2 separate regions of the Mus musculus genome follow, and region 1 is linked to region 2. The links are chromatin loops, found by intact Hi-C in ENCODE. Cell type or tissue: heart. All regions are shown on one strand. Each heading gives the region's core, and the rest is flanking DNA. Links, peaks and the distances in the headings are about the cores only.

What was found. Hi-C counts contacts between places; a loop is a spot of excess contacts. Peaks named below come from ENCODE experiments on the same cell type or tissue, not always from the same donor. Only the 100,000 strongest peaks of a DNase experiment are listed, where the experiment ranks them.
Region 1: it touches region 2 in a loop (9-fold over the local background); 18 of 42 quality-filtered maps call a loop at or near these places.

The regions. Positions count from the first base shown.
Region 1 is chr3:121,757,246-121,767,546 of GRCm38, reverse strand. Abcd3 (ATP-binding cassette, sub-family D (ALD), member 3) reads left to right here. Exons shown (of 23, transcript NM_008991.3): 21 at 2,442-2,546; 22 at 6,076-6,132; 23 at 7,238-8,643. The coding sequence ends at 7,315. Among named protein-coding and RNA genes, the nearest start is that of F3, 39 kb to the right of the region's middle. In heart, for the core only: a CTCF peak has its summit at 5,308; no DNase peak of the experiment used is centred there.
Region 2 is chr3:121,530,855-121,541,155 of GRCm38, reverse strand. It overlaps A530020G20Rik (a long non-coding RNA gene), which reads right to left and starts at 8,212. Exons shown (of 2, transcript XR_867597.1): 1 at 8,018-8,212; 2 at 4,949-7,581. Slc44a3 (solute carrier family 44, member 3) reads left to right here and starts at 8,812. Exons shown (of 15, transcript NM_145394.3): 1 at 8,812-8,995; 2 at 9,385-9,489. The coding sequence starts at 8,957. It overlaps Gm38684 (a long non-coding RNA gene), which reads right to left and starts at 9,579. Exons shown (of 2, transcript XR_376017.4): 1 at 9,216-9,579; 2 at 8,692-9,079. In heart, for the core only: a CTCF peak has its summit at 965 (motif pointing left); no DNase peak of the experiment used is centred there; H3K4me3 peaks cover 913 bases; H3K27ac peaks cover 2,132 bases; H3K27me3 peaks cover 2,205 bases.

The DNA.
Region 1 (10,301 bases), core at 1,598-9,597, 230 kb before region 2:
AGGTCTTCATCAGATGTCTTGTGGATTTACTTTTTGAGACAGGGTCCGTCATTGAATCTGGAGTTTATCAGTTGGCTAGGCTTCGTTACCAGCAAGCCTGCAAGATCCCTTTTGTCTGCCTTCCAGCCCTGGATTACAGTTGATACCACCATGCCCAGCTTTGTTTTTGTATGGGTGTTGGGGGTTTGGACTCAGGTCTTTGTGCTTGCACAACAGGCTCTTTACCCACTGAGCCATCTTCCCAGCCCCCATCTTCAGTTTCCTACTTACTCCTTTACTGCTCAGCAGAGCTCTTTATATTTGAATAAGAGGCCGGTAACAGTTGAGGTCAGTAATAGCTAGTTTTTAAGTGCTTAGTAGATGATAGCCAGTATGCCAAGCAGATTACAAAGGCTAACACACTAACTATATCTTTAAAACAGTCCTATGAAATTATTAATGTGAATATCAAGGAAACTGTACTTTAGTAGTTTGGGCTTGCCAAGCAGACAGCTAACGTTAGAATGTGTGAAAGACCGCTTATCAACCTCAGCTGACAGAATGTCGGTTTGAATACTTACCTTACAACTTCCTTATTTTGTGGAGTCAAATAGTTGACAGCATGGGGGGAGATGGAGACACACACACACACACACACACACACACACACACACACACACACACACACACACACACGGTGAGAATAGTTTGTGGAGCAGAGAGGCCCTTGTGAAACACCGTCAGTGCACAGTCTGTGATAATGCCTGATGCCTCCTCTTCCTCGCTCCATGCACACAGGTGTAAGCCTCAGAAAAGCAGCTCATTTAGTTATTCACTTGCTGTGTACTTGAATAGAACAGCTGTGGGTAGTGTCAGGCATATTGTTGCAGTTTCATCATGGTTTCTACTTTAGTGAATCTTACAGCTAAGGCAACCACACAAAGAAAGATAAGCTCAAGTTTGCCATATGCAGCAGTTCTATAAAGGGCGCACTTGGATCGAGAAAGTGACTTAAGCAGTCACTTGAAAGATGTCCGGACCAGAGTCAGATATTGGGACTTAAGAGCAGATACACCTGTTGTGATAGCATAGGCATGGTCCAAGCATTCTGGAGTCAGAGGCAGTAGGATTGCCATGAATTTAGGCTAGCCTGGGCTAATTAGAGTGAGAGCCTCTATCAAACAGAAGCAAGCAACACAACAGCAAAAAGAGAAGGAAAGAGAGACATGACAGAACCTCTAAGACCCAGACATCTTTCTCCTAGTGGCTGATGGAAGAGATAGTGCTGGCTAGATGCTGAGGTCAGAGCATGGTAGGAGGAAGGGGAACAGGACCTTGAAGATGAGAAAGGGGAAGCTGTGGAGAACTTTTTGTCAAGTGGGGTTCTTTGAGTTACATATGTAGTAGATGCTCCCTGGTCACATGGAGAATAGTGAAAAGAATAGTGAAAAGAATAGTGAAAAGAATAGTGAAAAGCAGAGCAGGAGGGTGGTGTGTCATGCAGGCAGAAGATGAGTGTTCTCTGAGATGAGGGCATGGCAGGGATGAGGAGTGTGTACTCTAAACTCCGTGAGACTGAAGAAAGAGTGGATGAGAGGGAGAGTAGGAAAGGGGCCAGGAAGATTTCGCTCCTAGCTCTGAGAGAGAAGAGGATCTGGGATTTAGTTCTGAGGAACCCCACGTACACACACTGAATGGCCAAGTGGGAAAGTACTAGAGAGGACGGAGAACGCCGTGAGGGGAGGACCCCAGTGCCCTCGCTGTTCTCAGAGACGGAGTGCCTTGAGGAGAATGTTTCTCAGAAGATAAGTTGATTAGGGTGAGGGACATGTCTGTTGGTTTTGCAACATGAAGATTTCTATTGGGGACAGTGGCAGAACATTTCCAGAAAAAGAATACATTTGGAATATTAAGTGAGAGAAAATGTTCCACATTCCTGCTAATGAAAGAAATGAAAGGATTAGCACTCCTGGGTTCATTTCTAAGGCCAGCAGCTTTCAGAGACAGCACACTTCCTGACCAAGCAGGCCGACCTGGCAGGGCCACTAGAATGCAGTCAGTGAGCACCAGCAGATGCCCTTACTTAAGCAACAGGGGGAGGCTGTGCATCTGAGCCATCTGGGGTCTGAATTCTAAGGTTTGGCTAAAGCACAAAACTTGTTTGTTGACCGTTCATCTTAAGACTGAGTTCCATCTCACACAAGTGTTTGTTTGTTTTGTCTTAGCAATACATATTTCTCACATACATATTTCTCCTTTTGTTTAAGATGACAGTAAAAATAATTCATTTTATTTATATTATTTCTGTCTCTGGGATGATGCTTTTTAGTTAAGAATAACTTTAATATTTAGCTCTCGAAGACTCAAAAAGCATATTTACTGAAGTAAGTTTATCTTTTTTTTATTAGCTTCACCTTTAGGCCAATCTCTATTTATACAGATTATTTCCTTTTATACTTTAGATGGCAAGACTGTTTTATCATAAACCCCAGTTTGCCATTTTGGATGAATGCACAAGTGCGGTCAGTGTGGATGTGGAGGACTACATTTACAGCCACTGTCGAAAGGTAAGCGTCACACACAGGGGCTGTGCTGGAGCGTCTGTGTGCCACACACACCCACTGCAGGCTTGGCCCAGAGGGAATTCCAAGCAACGAGAATGCTACTGAGAAGTAATACCTAGCATTGTCTCTAAACTGGTAACTAATATATACACAGAGTGCATGGAGCTATCAGTGTATTCTAAATACAGCTTTATAAGGGCTGGAGAGTGAAGAGCACTGAGTGCACGTCCAGAGGGCCTGAGTTCAATTCCCAGCAACCACATGGTGGCTTACAACCATCTGTAATGGGATCTGATGCCTTCTTCTGGTGTGTCTGACAGCTATAGTAAACTCATTTATATAAATTAATCTTTAAAGAAAATTTAAAAATACAACTTTATAGATACAAACAGATTATAAGAAATTATCCATGCATTCTAAATCTTAGCAATTTCTTAGTTGTGATATAGTGTTTAAATCTCTTTTACATTATTACTTACTCAGTTAACCAAAACAACAACAACAACAACAACAAAAACGCTGGTATTTCTTTTGTCCCATTAACGTTACCTATATATCATTTTTTAAATTAAGAAAAACCAACAGTTACCATATGCTAACTTAAATCTTTTCACATTCTTATTTTATGTGTACATATGTGTTTGTGGCATATGTACCTGCTGTGCTTGTATGTGTGTGCATGCATAGGGGGTGTGTGGAGAACACAGGTTGATCTGGGTTTACAGGCCGCCCACCATGCCCACCGCCAAAACCCAGTGCTCATGCGGGGACGGCAGGTGCTCTACCCTGAGGCATCTCTCCACCCTTCGTTTGTTAGTTTTTAATTTATTTGGTTTATTTTATTTGGATAGTATTATCTAAAACAAGTTTCTTTTAGTTGATAAACAGGAGGTAAGCTGTGCTGCCATTATTTACATACTTGTTCACTAGTCCTGATGAACTCTTGGTAGATTTGAAAAATAGTAGTATATTCTGTTACTCTGTGTGACTAAATGAGTTTCAGGAGTATTTTAACAGTTTATATTTGGGGAGTTTACAATAAGCCATGTATATATGCACACTCTTGCATGTGCATACATGCGTGCGCATGCACACACACACATGCACGCACATGCACGCACACACATCCACATGCACACACACACATACACTCCCTGCCACTTGGAGGATGCTGTGGATCAGCAGCCGTAGCAGTACCTGGAAGTTGTTAGAAGTGTGGAATCTTGAACTTTGCAAAGTAAAGCAGCGTATTAACAAACTGTCACGTAACTCAGGTGTGTGAAAGGATGACGTGTGGTGTGCTGTCGAGAGGGTCCGCAAGGGTCTTCTCCACTGGAAGATTGTTGATTGAACTGGGATTGTATTTCTTTAATGGCTTGTTTCTCTTCTTGAGTCCTCTTTAGTAATTTGTATGTGGTTTCCAGTTTTCTAGGCTTAGAGATGTCTGCAGTGTTTCCATGCATAAGGTCATATAGACTGGATTTGGCTTGAAGGCTTCTCCCTGACAATTCTATGTTGTTGCCTTTTTTGATTTTAAGATGTGTGGCTCTGTAAGATACATTCCACTTGAGGGAAGAGAACTTACCTGAGCCTTTGATGGTCATTTAACATTGTACTGGCTATGAGGAAGAGGGCTGGGCCCTTAAGTTTAGAACCTTTAAAAACTGTTGCTTTGGAACCTGTTGCATGCATGGCGCTCATGTAGGTCAGGGGACAGCTGTAGGAGGCAGTTCTCCACCACGTCAGTCCAGGAATTGATTCAGATTGTCAGCCGTGGTGGCAAGTGTCTTGCCCACTAGGGCTTCTTGCAAGCCCAAGACCTTTTTCTAACTACCAAACTGTAAATTTACAAATGACATAAAGCAGCACTTGAGCTCAATGACATTAAAGAGAACGGTGGCTGCTTTGCCGAATCCAAGCCACGAGCATCCGGTGTTTGGATCTTACCATTTAGATTTTACTTTTGTATTTTGGCCTAAGTAATTCTAATACACACTATGCCTACCCTAATCCAATTAAAACATCAGGAATAGAAAAAAAAAAGTCTCAGTAGGCTTTTGATACAGTTGAAATATGAAAGCTGATAATGTGCATATCTTCTTATGCAGCTCCTAATTTGCACATTGGCAGCCAAACTTGTGGCACAGTTTAAGTGGTACTACTTGGTGCCAGCAGAATAATTTAGTCATAAAATTTCGTGACAGAAATTTTCAGAATTTACTTAGGCTAATCTTTTAAGAGTATTATCAAAATGAAAATAAGATTAGGGTCTAGAGAGATGACTCATTGGTTCAAAGCCCTTACAGTTCTACAAGAGGACCTGGGTTCAGTTCACAGAATCCACATGGTGTTTCACAACTGCCTTTAATTCCAGTTCCAAAGGATCTCACACCCTCTTCTAGCCGCCAAGGGCACTGGAGGCTACATGCAGGCTAAGCAGTCACACACATAAAATAAAAATAAATAAATCCTTTTAAAAAATAAAATGAAAGGGGGAGGGGGAGGGATAGGGGTTCCCAGAGGGGAGACCTGGAAAGGGGATAACATTTGAAACGTAAATAAAATAGCCAATAAAAAAAGTGCTGAGAAAAAAATAAATAATACAATGAAACTAAAAAATCATGGTGAAGGTTTGCTGATTCTCCCAAAGGTGAGAGGTGTGTGTTGAGGATCTAAGGCAGTGTCCTCCCAGTCATCTGTGTTGGCTGGGTAACTCCTAGGCAGTGGCTAGGACTCTCCTGGGCCTTAGGACTGTGTTTAGCAGCACTTTTAGTGCTGTCCGTTAGATGGCAGTATTGTTCTCAGCATACCAAAAAAAAAAAAAAAAAAAAGTCTTCAGTCATTACCAGAATGCCCACCAGATATTATATATATTTTATAGATGTATATATAGATGTATATATACATATAATATATTACATATAATATATATATGTGTAAATATATATTATATTATACATATAATATATATATATATATATATATATATATATATATGTAAAAGCTTGCCATTCAGTTGAGAACCACTGATCCAGAACAACTACAGTGATGTTTCTTCAAAAATCTAAAAATCTGAACTGTGTTAGAAATTCTGGACCAAGACTGAAATATTTTTATTATGTTTTATAGTAAGCTTATTGGGTAGCAAAACCTAATCCAAACTTTGAAGATTTTTTTTTACAACTTTTTGTCTCATTTGCGTCAGTATTTGTATACATTACTGAAGACACATGCAGAATTCTGCTTAGAACCTTCTAGAAGCAATGGAATAATTACTCCCAACTCTGAACCCCAAGACATAATTCCAAGATGAGACTACAGTAGGGAACTGCACATCTGGAAGCAGTGACTTCCTGACTTTAATCTTTTGCTGTCCGTATCTTACCATTTCATAATAAATCAAATGTAGGGTATGTTTTATCGTTAATTCTTCACTGTAGCCACTGAACGTGGTATCTAAGAACTTAGAAGCATGTGTTTGCGGCTTGCCATCCCGATGTGACATAACCCTCTCTTTGAATCTTTGAATTAGGTTGGCATCACCCTCTTTACCGTTTCACACAGAAAGTCCCTTTGGAAGCACCACGAGGTTTGTATTTCTTCCCTTGTACGGAGTGATGAATTTTATGAATCTTATGTAAATATGTGAATTTTGTTGACTGATTTTAGATTTCATGGTCACGTCACCATGTGGGCATACATTTTATGGAAAAGGGTGGTTTGAGCTTTACAGTATACAGTGGGACTTGATTTGGTATTATTGTTGTCAGTTTTGGAAGCGAGAATGTATATAACAATCTCTAGCTCTACTGAGATTAGAGAGCAGTTAGGTCTCTAGTGTCATAAGTGACTGCTGTGTAATAGCGATGGGTAAATGAGCTGTGTCGTTACCATTCAGGTTTGACAGAAGAGCAGAAAGTCTTAACAATTAGATGGCAAAATTTTGTTAGCATTTTCAGTAGCGGTCAGGACTATAAGGGAAAGATAGCATAATGCCAGCCATGTTTGTAGTATAATAAAATAGGATCTGTTAGATAGTCCCAGCCACTTACCAGACACCGTGCTGAAGTTCGAAGTAGTACAGGAAGTGCTATAGATTCTGGGTAGTGTCCTCAAGGTTAGTGGGGGAATGTCGAGAATAGAGCTCTTTTCTTCTCTCTGATTCTCTTATCTTTCCTTTTCAAACTTTGCTATTCCCTCCCTCCCCTCTCCTACCCTCCCCCTTTTCCTCCCCTCCTCCTTCCCTGTGCTGGATCCAGCCCTAGGCCTCATGTGTGTAAGAACAGCCACCGTGTAAGGGAAAGGAACACGAAGCAGCTAAAAAATAGCAAACAGAAAATAAACAGAAAACATATCTTTATATATAGACACTCACTAACTAGAAACAGAAGGCTTTGTTCTGTGTCTTTGGGGGCACACGTATAACTCCTTCACGTCTCTGCTGAACCTAAACAAGAGTCTTTCAAGTGGAGAGTGGTAGCTGACCATGAAGCAGTCAGTGCTGCACTGGTGAGCCACCCAGGCTCTGGCACCGGTCATCCTAGTAGCTCTGAGCTGCAATTCAGAGCTGTGAAAGCATCTTCTTTTGTGGGATGCCTGTGCATTGACTAGAAACGTGCAAAAGTCTGTTTTAGTTCTCCGAAATGGGGAAACATACCTGTTCTTAGTCTCTGACTTTCCTTTTTCTCCCCTAGTACTACCTGCATATGGATGGGAGAGGCAATTATGAATTCAAAAAGATCACAGAAGATACAGTTGAGTTCGGATCATAGAGACCATCTCAAGAACTTCATTTGCTTCAAAACAAGATAATGAACAGAATGCATTTGTAAATGCAAGATGCATTGTAAAATAAAGTTAAGCTTGTTTTTTTTTAAAAAAAACAAAGCAACAAATTGACTAGATATAGGATAATTGAAACATGTTAAAACATTTAATATTGTATAGGATATTGCTAATTGTGTATATGTTGGTTTAATTATTAATTATGTACTAAGAATGTCCTTATTCTTGTGGTTAAAAAACCTGCCTGAATTAAATTGGGCTTAAATCAGTGTAACCTGATTCATCCTGGGATGTAAACCATTTGAAGTCAGCTAATTTGACTTTTATGGCTCTGTCTTTTTCTTTCATGAAGAACCCTGTTTAAAACTGGGGTCATTAACTGTTCTATTCTAACAAAGTAGTCTTGAGTTTCATTTCTTATGCCCCATGGTAGTGGGAACCAGACCAATCACAATGTTTTATTGAAACATATTCCATCGTTACAGGATAGCGTTCGGTACACAGTGGCGGGTTTCTTTAGCTGCTGTGTTTATTCTCATTCCTCACACATGCCTTTAAGTGCATTGGACTCCAGGAGAGCCATTTGGGGTTTCTCTAGCTAAACAATAAATGTACCTGTCTCAGTCCGCTGGACTGAGTTGTTTTGAAGGTTCTCATGGTGCACAGCAGTGTGTATGTGGTGTACAACAGTGTGTATGCAGCCGTGCTTACAGCCTGTGGTTGCTACCTGTTGTACCAGTCTGACCAGTGTTTGGAATGTTCAGACATAATCTCCTGTGTGAAGCTCAAGGTCTTAGGAGGATTTTGGATTTTGTGAAGAGATGGACAGTCTCATCAGAAATGTGGTTGTATAATGGTGAGCGCCACATGAGTGTAGAGGCACTATATGACGTAGTGTACTGAGCATGCAACGCTGCTGCCGTCCTTGTCTGTGGTTTCAGTTTGTAAAACTGCTAAGCCATTCTCATGCACATGGGTGAATGACATTTCCTAGGAACGGTCTCTGACTCCTGGACAACTACTCCTGTATCGGCTCTGGCTCCCCGGAACCATTAGAGACTAACTGTTGTTTCCACAAAGGAGGGCTGAGAGTGAACGTGATCATACGTAGTTGTGAAATCGGTTTGATTGAGTGGGCTCTGAAAGGGGCATTTAATGGTCTTGTTTCTTCATAACTCACAATCACTGGCTACCAAGATAACCCTGATGTATTGATTCCATAAATGCATCACATTCAGTTTTACCATGTCTCCTTAGCAAACTTGTGTACTTATTTTCTGTTCAGATTAAAAAAAAAAAATGATAACCTACAGAACATGTGCCTGACCTTTTTTATTCTTGGTTTTGAATGTTGACATTCAGAAAGGGCTTTCAGCACCCAGGCGGTCTTTTTACATTACCTTATTAAGTGAGCTTTAAAAGATTTTGTTTTATATTTCTAGGCAGGGTCTCCTATGTTGCTCTGGCTGGCCTTGAACTCAACAGAGATCTGCCTACCTTTTCCTCCTGAGTGCTGTGATTAATGTACATGTTTAAATGTGCATTTCTTTCTTAGAAAATCCTCACCAAATGTTTACACTTCACAAATGCTAACAGATGGCCAGGAAGGCTAAAGGCTATCGTGTCCTGGAAAGGCTTTAAGGCACAGGGAAACTACACGTTTTCAGATTGCTAGGCTACCTACCGCAAGGCTGCCAGCAGACGTGTTCAACCTCTTGTCTACCTCCTGATCGGGGATTTCCTGTTTTCCTCTAATAGTAAAGTGCCTCACCGTTTGAGGCAGAGAGGCAGGTCTTCCAGGAGAACCCCTGTGTACTCTAGCGTGGGGATGCTTTTCCCAGGGCTGACTAGAGAGCGGTGCTCAGTCGTCCTCTGCACGATTGTCACAGATTACACCGAGAACGCTGGCTTAACCCCAAAGAGAAATCAGTAAATGGAAGACCGTCGTGGATGGCCTTCTGCAGATGAGGTTTGTGTTGCTCTGTGTCCTGCAGTTCTTTTATCTAATGAGAAAGTATGTAAACAGTGTTGCTCAGCGTTGCTGGAGTGAGGTGGTGGCTCTCAGTGATAGATACTTGCTGAGTACAGCTGTCCCATTTTCTTACATCATTTTAAAGCTTTTAGTTTTTTTTTTTTTTTAAACATTTTTCCTTTTTTTTTAAAAAAAAATTATGTATGTGAATATACCGTAGCTGTCTTCAGACACACCAGAAGAAGGCATTGGATCCCATTACAGATGGTAATGAGCCACCATGTGGTTCCTAGGAATTGAACTCAGGACCTCTAGAAGAGCAGTCAATTGTCTTAACCATTAAGCCATCTCTCCAGGCCTTTAAGCTTAGTTTTTAAAACCTTAAGCCGTGTCTAGCGACTGAGTCCTGTTGTTGGATATGACATTACTAATTGAGAAGCTGATACTCACAGTGTTTTATTTAAACACTGAGTAGTTTTTTGTTTGTTTGTTTGTTTGTTTGGCTGGTTGGTTTTTGAGACAATGGTTGGTCACTGCATAGCCCTGGTGGGCCTCAAACTTGCAGCTGACCTGGCTCTGCCTCCCGAGTACTGGGACTACAGGTGTGTGCCCCAGCTTGTCAGCGTTGGGTGGTCCCTACCACCTACCTTCTTACCCCCCCCCCATAGTTAAATCATTTTTAAAACTGTAAACACTCTGTGGCAGCACAGGCACAGAAGTATCCTTAAATTTAAGCACTGGTTTTGTTGTTGTTCATGTCCACAATTGAAATCAGGAAATAGAAATTTATTATCATTCAAAAGCCTCCTTTCCATCTTTTTCTTAGTTACTGGCCTTCTACTTGTATCCTACAGTCTAACTTTACCTGTTTTTTTTTCCTTTTTTTCTAACTCTTTTTAGATACATGGTACCCTTTTGTACAAGACTTAATTCTCTCAGTACTGTGAGATCGACCGATGGAGAGACAACAGTTCCTTCTCTTATGGCTATGTCTAAACATC
Region 2 (10,301 bases), core at 692-8,691:
ACCACGTGGTTTCTGGGATTTGAACTCAGGACCTTCAGAAGAGCAATCAGTGCTCTTAACCGTTGAGCCACCTCTCCAGCCCCACAATCTGAACTCTTGCCTGTGTGATGTACAGTATCTTTTCTATTTAAAGATTTATTTATTTATTAGATGGAAGTACACTGTAGCTGTCTTCAGACACCCTAGAAGAGGGCGTCAGATCTCATTACAGAGTGAGCCACCATGTGGTTGCTGGGATTTGAAGTCAGGACCTTCAGAAGAGCAATCAGTGCTCTTAACTGCTGAGTCATCTCTCCAGCCCGATGTACAGTATCATGAGGCCTCTGAATTTGCTCCCCAGGACTGTATCTTGTCCTCACTATCGCTCTAATACATTTGCTAACATAATATTCCCTTTCAAGTTTGATTATTTATACAACAAGTTGAGCCCAGCAGCAGAACAAATGATTAGGGTGCATAAAGCCGTGGGTTCAGACCCCAGCACTAAAATGAGAAAGAAGACAATGAGGTTTTGCCTAAACACACACGTAAGAGACAGTTTAAGATGCTGTTTTCCAAGGCTTCCACCCTACAAAATGCTCCATGAGATTCAGTTTGGAGCTGATTAACTGTATCTTAAAGCAGGCTCATCTTTCAGGGCTCAGCGGGGCCTCTCTCCCCATGACTTCTGTGATTACCTCTGTTTTCTCTCTCTCTCTCTCTCTCTCTCTCTCTCTCTCTCTCTCTCTCTCTCTCTCTGTCCTTTGCGCTTCCTCCTGGGTTTCTCTTTAGATCCCGTTGTCCCAGAGGAAAAACAAAAACAAGACAATCAAACAGAACACAAGATGCCTTGTATATCTAGTGTAGAAGAGAAATCGTGGCTCAGCTCTCATTAATCAACCGATTGGGTAGAGTTCACCAGCCGCTCACTTTGTCTTGTAAATAATTACTTAGAGTCTGAGGCCCATGAGCTCTGCTTGAAGTCTTCTGGCTCCATCTTCTGGATTAAATTGTAAGTATTTGGAGAAAGAACTGGGTGAAAGTCCACAGAGCAGGGTGGGACTTGAGGGAGTGAAATCAGGTGTCTGGGCTCAGGATTCCAGGAGCTCCTGACCCGTTCTCAATCACATCACCCCCATCCCCCACTCCCCCTACCCCCACCCCTGCCCAGCCGGCCTCAGGGAGACTGGCTGGGCCAGCTGCTGCCAATCTAGTGTTTTATCTGTGGGGTCATGACCTGCACTCTAGTGCTTCCTACTCTTCCCTGTCTAGACTTGCAGTCCACGGTCTGACATCAGTTCAGAGGCGCCCACCAAAGCCTCTGACAAGGGCCATTACAATAGCCAAGATGAGCTGAAAGCAAACAGATGAAAGCAGTAAAAATTAGAACTCACTCACCCGGAAAAGGCTGAAGGTGGATGAGCTCTTATTCTAACATCTTTGTACACAATACTAAGGCAGAAAAACTCTTCTGATTCTGTGCCGTTTATATTTAGCGGATACTTCAATATCTTGATCTTTTTTAAATGTATAGCAACAGGCTTTTATGAAGAAAGTCCATTTGCACTGTAGACTCCGTTCTAAGTTAACTTGCCCTTAGGCAAGGGCATGGCCCCTGCCCTTGAGGTCTGAGAAAAATCACAAAATGTCCCTGGAAGTAACAAAATAGACATAGTAGCTGCTGCTAGCTGATAACAACAGAGTGGGCTAAGAAAACCTAAGTCTTTCCTAGGTCAAGGTGCTCCGGTTTTGATGTACGCTCCCTCCTTATGGTTTAACCAGGTGCTGTAAACCAATTAGTTTAAAGACCTTCCACGGACCGGGCTCAATCGGCCCCCCTCAATTCGTGGGGAGTCAGGGGTTCCGGCAGGTGGACATAGAGTCGGCGAGAATGGGGTGACAAACAGACATGACACGAGAGAGTGTGTTGGATCTGAATGTAATGTCAAATTGAGCATCAAACTTTTTATACAGTAGAAAATAGGGAAGTTCGGTGACACATCGGCAAGGTACAATGAGATTACTGGATGCTTAATGACTATCACACAAAACAGGAATGCAAACACAAAGACTGGCAGGAACTGGGCAATAAAACAACTGAGACAAGGTCAGCTCTATCTAAGGTCAGCTATATTCTAGGAAGCCAGGTGTGAGGTCTTTACACTCCCAGGGCAAGGGCTTTCATGCCCAAGTCATGGCTCTAATTAGGGAGTTCCGTTCTAGCTAACCTTCTCATGAATAATGCAATACTTTAAAACCACAGCTTGATCTAATTCCTAAACCATTGTAAATTCCTGTATATGGGAGTGACTTGGCTTTTATTCTAAGTGATTGTGTGTGGGGACTTTCTACTAATAAGTAATGTAGTCTGCCATACATAACTATAATAAGAATTCTAAACTTGGGGCTGGTGAGGTGGCTCAGCGGTTAAGAGCACTGACTACTCTTCCAAAGGTCCCGAGTTCAAATCCCAGCAACCACAGTAACCATCCATAACGAGATCTGACGCCCTCTTCTGGTGTGTCTGAAGACAACTACAGTGTCCTTACATATAATAAAGAAATAAATCTTTAAAAAAAAATTCTAAATTTACGTTGCTAAGCTTGCCCTGAGATTTCTAACTCTATGTAGTATATAGTAAGGCCTGATTTCTTTCACTATCTCTCTTACAATACTAGAGGCAATTCTGAATGTCACTGAATAGGCAACTTTCTTACCAAGACCAGAGTCAGCTCAAGGACTACCTAGGGTATTGGTGAAGGCCAAGAAGCAAAGTTCCATTTTGCTTAGGTATTTGGCAAGTCATTGCTTGGAGGCACCTATAACGAAACAATACTGAAAGGAAGCACACAGATCCATTCACCAGGACAAAATTGGAGCATATGTGCTATGGGATGCCACAGTTCCAGGAGACTAAGTTTCCAAGAAACTCTTCTCCTTGGGACTGCTTCCAGGTTTCTAAACCTGTCAAGCAAGTCACTACTGGAGTGGATGTAGCAAAGACCAGCATTCCTTTACCCTCTCAGGTAACACCAAGGCTTAGAAACACCCGCTTGCAGTTTTCCCCCTGCTTGCAGGGTTTTTCCCCCCGCTTGCATATAGATACAAATAAGTATACAGAAATGCAGATAAATGAATGATGGATAGATGGGTTAGATGTGTAACAAATTTTTGGGCACCCTGAGTTGCCTTCGAGACAAGTGTTTGAAAAAGAACAAAGTTAAGTCGTCAAGCAAGTTGACATTTGGAAAGGTATCAAAGGTGTCACTGAAGCCATGACAGTGTGACCAGAAACTGGTGAGTTGCAGCTGGAACTATGTGTGCACCTATGCAGGTCAGGGCTGAGGGGCTGGAACATCCCTGGGTGCTGTTCTGAGATGGACCCCTCAGCCTGCTTCTCCAGCCTCCTGAGCTGCTCAGGTCCACACACACACACACACACACACACACACACACACACACACACACACAGAGAGAGAGAGACCTCTCACGGTGCTCTGCGCACTAAGTCTGAGCCAGAACACAGGACGCCTTTGTTCTGAATTTGTATGAATAAATTGCAAACAGTGCTTGGTGCGTTTTCTAGGGCTTCCATGACCAAACCCCACAGGCTGGGCAGCTTAAACAACAGCAAGGCACTTCCTCACAGCACTGGGGGCTTGAAGCACAGAACACTTGCCTGTTGCCCAGACCCCTGAATTGCAAACGGTGCCTTCTCCTGGTGACTTCACAAGGCCTCCGTTCTGTGTGTGCTACAGCTGAAAACTGTTTTCTTGAAAAACAAAACCCAGAAGGCTGAGACTGTCTCACCTGTGCCACCCTGGACTCCTAGTTACCTTATAACTAAGACTGTCCTTGGAATTCTATTCCTCTGCCTCCTCTCCGAAGCGCTGGGATTGCAGGTGTATGTAGTATTGGAAATCAAAGTTGGGTCTCACTGCAAGCCAGACAGATACTCCATCGACTGAGCTACTTGTTCAGCCCCTGAGTAGATAGGGTGGAAACCCTCCGTAAGTACCACGCTTATTTAACTCTAAAATTAAAGGGGTTACATTAAAAACCTCATCTCCAACTGCTGAGGTGCTGGGTGCTGGGGTGTCTATGCCTGAAGTTCAGGGAGGGGCTTAATTCAGTGAACAGTTAAGTACACTTCAGTTATCTAGAGCGCTCGCTCAGCAGTCTGGAGTCCTCATCTCGGCTGTTCCACACGTGCAGAAGGCATCTCCTCCCTAGCCACGAGGAGGAAGCGGCCACAGAAGTGGAAACTGCCTCAGATGGGAGATGCACAACAGGCTGGAAAGCAAAAGGGGCAGAGGGACTTCTCTAGAGGTTTCTGTTTCCCAGTATGTAGGTCACCATATAAACCAGCGGTGCAGGAACTGAGCCAATCAAAATGACCGCAACAGCAGTTTATAGAAGGTCGTATTCTGGATCAGAGTTTTCACACTGATAAGTCTGGGTGGCCCTGGAATATGTCCATTCAAACCCCTTCCAGAAAGTTCTACCCTGAAGCCACAGCATTAGAGATGATGAGCAGGTACTTTGGGGTCTATGTACCCCACCCAGATATAGAAACAACTCCCCACCCAAGCTAATTCACTAAATAGTCTAGACAAACTCTCCCGTTTATTACAAATTAAAAGGGTCTGTTTGTATCGCAGTTAACTAAATCTTTCAAAGAGTATTTCACACCAGCCAGAAGTCATGGAGCTTGTTTGGAGCCCACTTACGTTGTAGAAAAAGAAGACTCATCTAAGTTGGCCATTTTAAAAGACAAGAAAACTGAAGCTGATAACTAATGCGTTAAATTTGGCCCAACTCAGGCAGCTGGCATGTGTTAGAGTCTGGCCTTGAACTGAGTTTTCATAACCTCATATCTTCCTGACCAATAAGGTAGGGCATCAGCTAACCAATCCCAAACAGTGCTAAGTTTCATAATAGATAAAATATGCTAGACAACATAAAAACGTATGAGAAACCACAGCAGTTTAATAGGTTTTGATGGAGCATACAGCAATGAAGTATATACATGGAATGTAACCTGCCTTAAAATTTTTGAAATAATAATAATATTTGATAGGTGAATAACAAAAAATGTAGATACAAGAGCAGATACCTAGAGCAGAAGCAATGGAAAAAAAATCTACTGGCTTACAGTGCCATCTGCTGCTGGGAAGTGGTAACTGCATTAGCCCTCCCTGGCAGGGTTTTTCAAGGTTGGCCTAGGAAGGAATCTTACTCATGCTATATAATATAGCTTGTGTTAAACATGAATATGGACTAAGGGGGAAATAAGTATTGTAGAACTAAGGGAAAATAAACTGTAGAGAAAAAGCATAGTACACCAGAAATGGCTCTGCTGCCCTGTGGTAGGAAGCCGCCTAGAATCTTTCAAATAAGAAAGTGTGCATAGTTTACTCCTGTTCTGTGGACCTTACAAGAGTCCTACGGGTTGTTTGTTTGTTTGTTTGTTTGTTTTCTTTCCTAGTCTTTTTTCTTCAAAGAAGAAGTGTTATCTTTAATTGATCATCTCTCTCCTACTTTTCCCCCTTTTGGCTAAAACTCACTTGCTTTGGCAATTTAGCTTTCATACAAATGCCATGTGTTTTTATAAATCGTAGGTTTTCAGAGCTGGGAAAAGCCCTCCAGCCTAGGTTTTCGCATTCACAACAATTAGCTACTCTTTCTCTGTGTGTACCAAGATGTACCCTGCCTCCTTCTTTCTCTGTTTTCTTTTTGGCTTCACAAGAACGGGGGTGGGGGTGGGGGTGGGTAGGAGGAGTTGTTGGATTACAAACTTCAAGATAAACTCTCCTGAGAAGATCTCCATGTATTAATTTCTAAATCAGAGCCAAGTGGTGAGTGGGGTTAGTGGCTTGCCTGGCTTTGCAACTGTACACATTTTCTCCAAACAGACAAGGTAACTGTTGGGTGGAAGAGGAGAAGAAGGCCTAGGTAAGCTGTCACAGTTCACCTTGCCGCCACATAGAGTGGAAGGACGCCAGGGAGGAGGAAAGCCCTCCTCTGGGTTTATCTGCCTGCAGAAAGGATTAACTCTGAGGGAGCACCCACTTTGAATGTAGACTTTCTCCAGCCAAAGGCAGGGGGCTCGGGTGAGACAAGCAGGAGGAAGGAGAGAGCCCCCTGGTTCTTTCTCTTTGCTTTCCAGCCATCACAGAGAGTTCCTTAGCTCCCTAAACCCTCCAGCCACGGTAGAGTGAAGCCTCGAGTCAAAATAAATCTTTGCTTCTCTAAGTCGATGTTTGTGTGGGTATCTATCACAGCCATGAAAGGCTCAGCGAAACATAGCGGAATGCAGCAAGACTTTAGGAAATCAATCACAAGTTGTTTTTTCTAGAAGCATTTGTATACATTAATTGCTAATGGGATGGGTATGAGATACTTGGCAAGAAGCAAAAGCAGATGACATTCTTGTTTTTCAGTAGTCGTGAAGAGCAAATCTACTCTCACATTTCAGAGTAGACAAATGAGCTCTGCCAACCGTGACATTTACCCAACTAGACAATGAAAGTGCTAGTCTCGGGTCACCAAGAGGCTGACATTTGTCCTACAGGTCTCTGTCCTATGCCATCTCCCAATCTCCAAACCCCCTGCTTCAGCTCTTCCTCGCTCCCAGGCCTTTGATTCAAATAGGATCCAGTAGTGGGCATTCATAGCTAATGACGGAGTTATTAGTCACAAGTTTTCTTTCAGGGTGTTTTAAGTTTTCCTTCTGTATATACTCAAATTTTTATTTTGGTTTGTCTATTTAAGACACTGTAGATAGGGTTGATCAGCGGAGAAGATGTAGGGAAGGAATTTCCAGGTGCCTTGGAATTATTTCTCCCACTCTGACACCTTACATAAGAAAGGGCACTAAAAGCATTCAGTGGCACTTCTAAGTGTTACGACTTGTGTCATATATAAGGAAACACATCTACCACATGGTATTTTCTCCAATGAGCATCTCCAGATAGCACCCATCAGGACCAGGTTTCAGGGAAACACAAAGAATTGTCTTCACACTTTGAAAGGAGAAAATGGTTTCTGAAGACCGGTGTGCACCATAAAAGACTTGAGTAAGAGACATATAAGAGACTGGTGCAGATACGTGGTGGATGAAAGTAGGAGGTTTCTTCACCAGGTCATTCATATATCCAGAGGCCAAGAGATGTGACAAGATGTGACAAGAGATGTGATTGTCACGCAAACACTGCCGTTCCTTCTTACTCAGCTTCTGCCACATCTCTTCCATGGCTTAATCCACACTGTTACTAAGTGGAGCCAAATAAGCTGTCATTCTGATCATTTTATTCTCCATGTCTAACAGAGCTTTTTGGTTCTGCTTCATCTTTATTTTCCGGCTTCATCGATACTACCGTAATCATCACAGTAAATATAAATATACATGCTGTGTGTATTTAAGCCTCTCCATCCATCGGTTCTGGTACTAATTTGTTTGAGATGCTGTGGCTAAACTGTGCTCTTTCTGTAGTTGTGCAAATGTCTACTTGAAGGGGGGACTCTAGGGGATGAATTCAGGGCCCCCTGGAAATCCAGCTACTCGTTCTGAGAAGCCTGCATTCAGGAATGTTCTGAGAGCTAAGAGTGAGAAGGAAGATAATTAGCCTGGAAGGGATTCCTCCCCGCACAGCAGAGATCCATTAAGGATCATTACCCTCTAACCACTCCCTGGTTATTTTTTAATATAATATTTGTACTATCTTTTACTATTTCTATACATACATGCAATATATCCTGATGCTATTCGCCTCTAACTTCCACCGAATTACTCACACAAGTCTCTGAGAACATCCCAAAAGAGGAAGCAGAAAGATTGTAATAGCCAAAGGTCGGAGAGGACCAGAGCGAAATAATATCTTCTGAAACATGACGGGACCTCTGCACTTAGTGGGCTAGCAGCCTGACGGTGTGGAGGGGCAGGTAGATGGGTTGGGGCAGAGAAAGGGGACCGAGAAGGAAAGTCCTCCGCAGCCCTTTTTAAAACTCCTCACCTCAGCAGCGCTTTGGTGCCCACCTGAATGTTGAAGAGAAAACTGTTCTTGCCAGGGACATTCACACTGGATGTGCTTCAAAGGGTGCCCACTGGAAAATCAGATGATGATGCAAAGAGGAGGGAAGTGAGCACCCCACACACAAAAGGGAGAGAAAGAGACCTACTGATAGACAGACAGAGAGAGAGAGAGGAGAGAGGAGAAAGACAGGAGAGAGAGAGAGAGAGAGAGAGAGAGAGAAAGAGAGAGAGAGAGAGAGAGGGAGGGAGGGAGGGAGGGAGGGAGGGAGGGGGAGAGGAAGAGGGAGAGGGAAGGAGGGAGGAAGAGAGAGAGAAAGGAGAGAGAGAGAGACAGGAGAGAGAGAGAGAGAGAGAGAGAGAGAGAGAGAGAGAGAGAGAGAGAGATATTAAATCAGTCCTCTGAGGGCTTTGTGTTCCTGGGACTCACGCTGGAGAAGATTCAGCCTTATAGAAATAGCAGCTGGAATGATAGACACTGAGCCCCTTGACAGAGTGTCGCCATTGCTGTCTGATCTTAGCTCAAGGATGACAACAGATTGCAACTTGATGCGCCTGGAAGAGAACTGGTGAACCTTTCAGGGCAGGATTCGGCACACACAAAGCACCACTTACCTGTGTGTGACACACCCCTGCAAGCTCCCCGCCCTCAGGAATGATCCCTGAGGCCTCACTTCTAACTCCAGGCGCTGGCAACGGGCCCAGGCGTCGCACAGTGGTCAGGAGCACTTCCTGGGAACCGGTGCTGCGCAGGTGCCACCCCCGCTCCCAGCAGGTCCTCCCAGCCTAAAGCCACCACGGAAAGGGCGTGTCTAGGGGACCAGCGCCCTGGACCTCTAGGAGGCGCTGAGCCCTGCTCGCCCTGCCGCCCCTCCTGGGCCACTTGGCCCGGTCGCCGCACCTCTGTCCCGTGTGCAAGGCGACCACCGCCGCCGCCAATCCCAGATGCCGGGTACCATGCAGTGCTTGGGCGCCGAGTACCTGGTAAGAGCGACAACTTGAGTCCTGAGAGAAGCGGCCTCTGCGGGCACCTACCTGCACAGACAGGACGCTTCCGGCTCCTCTGTCCTTTGGGAGATAAACCACTTTCTCTCAGTGACACCGCTCCTTTAAAGACACCTGGCACTGAGGACCCAGTACCTGACACAAGTGTTGGGCTGAGGCCAGGAAGGCGCAAGGGACTAGGGGGTGAGGGGTGTCTTACCTCTAGTAAGAACTTGGCCCCCGGGGGGGTTTCACATCCATCCTGCAGAGAGCTGATCTTCCCCAGTGATAGAGTTGAGTTGCTTTAGCAGCCTTTGGAGAGGTTTCGGTTCGGTTGATTTCACCTAACTGTTTCTCTTGCTTTTCTCAACTCTCCGTTTTCCTGGAAGGTTTCTGCAGAGAAAACAAGGCAAAGAGAATGGCGACCCCAAATTTATAGAAAATGCACCGATACACCGTGGCTAGTCTTGTTCTTTCTCTTTTGGACTGGTTTGGTAAGTATGGCTGCTTGGCAGGCCTAAATCCCGGGTGTGTGTCCAGATACAAGTGTGTCTTAGACGTTACTGGTTTAAAGTTTATGCTGCAAGGACAAACTTCTGTGATTGGTTTAGAATGACCATGAGTTAAGAAATTCTTGTTCTGGGATTTCACAATCTCCTAAACTCTCTGGGAAGACTGCCTTCCTGCCGGAGACCAAGATTTATTGGGTAATTCCATTAGGATATGGAGAATCACAGCTTGCAGCAGTGCCTTTCTTCTTTGGCTTTGTAAGCTCTCAGAGTGGAAGTCCTTTTACATCATCCATACCCCTCAGTCAAGTATTTCTCAACATTTGCTGTTTTCTAGCATAGGAAAAAGTCAAGGTCTAGAAAGAGACTGCTTTTTTAAAAACTGTGTACACACAGAGTTATACACACACACACACACACATACATGCACGGCCTTGATCTACTGTGTTTAACTTGATGCAACCCCTCTCATAGCACACTTGTATACACGATCGATGGTAGACCCTACCAGACCCTGCCGTGACATCCGAGGAGTCTCTCAGAGCTGAGTCTTGACACTTATTCTTAGAGCTTCATTCACTTTGTTCAAAGGCTGTGCTAATGAAGTCACCCATGCCGGGTTGGGTCATGCTGTGTGCTGTATAGTTAATGATTCACTCAGGTTGCCCTATAATATCTACCTGATAGTAATTACCTTTGTTAAGAAGACTTTAGTTTGAATTGACTGTAAAAACCACATTTGTTCTTTCCAAGTAAAGGACGCATTCATTTAATTTTTAACTTTCCAAATGGTTTTG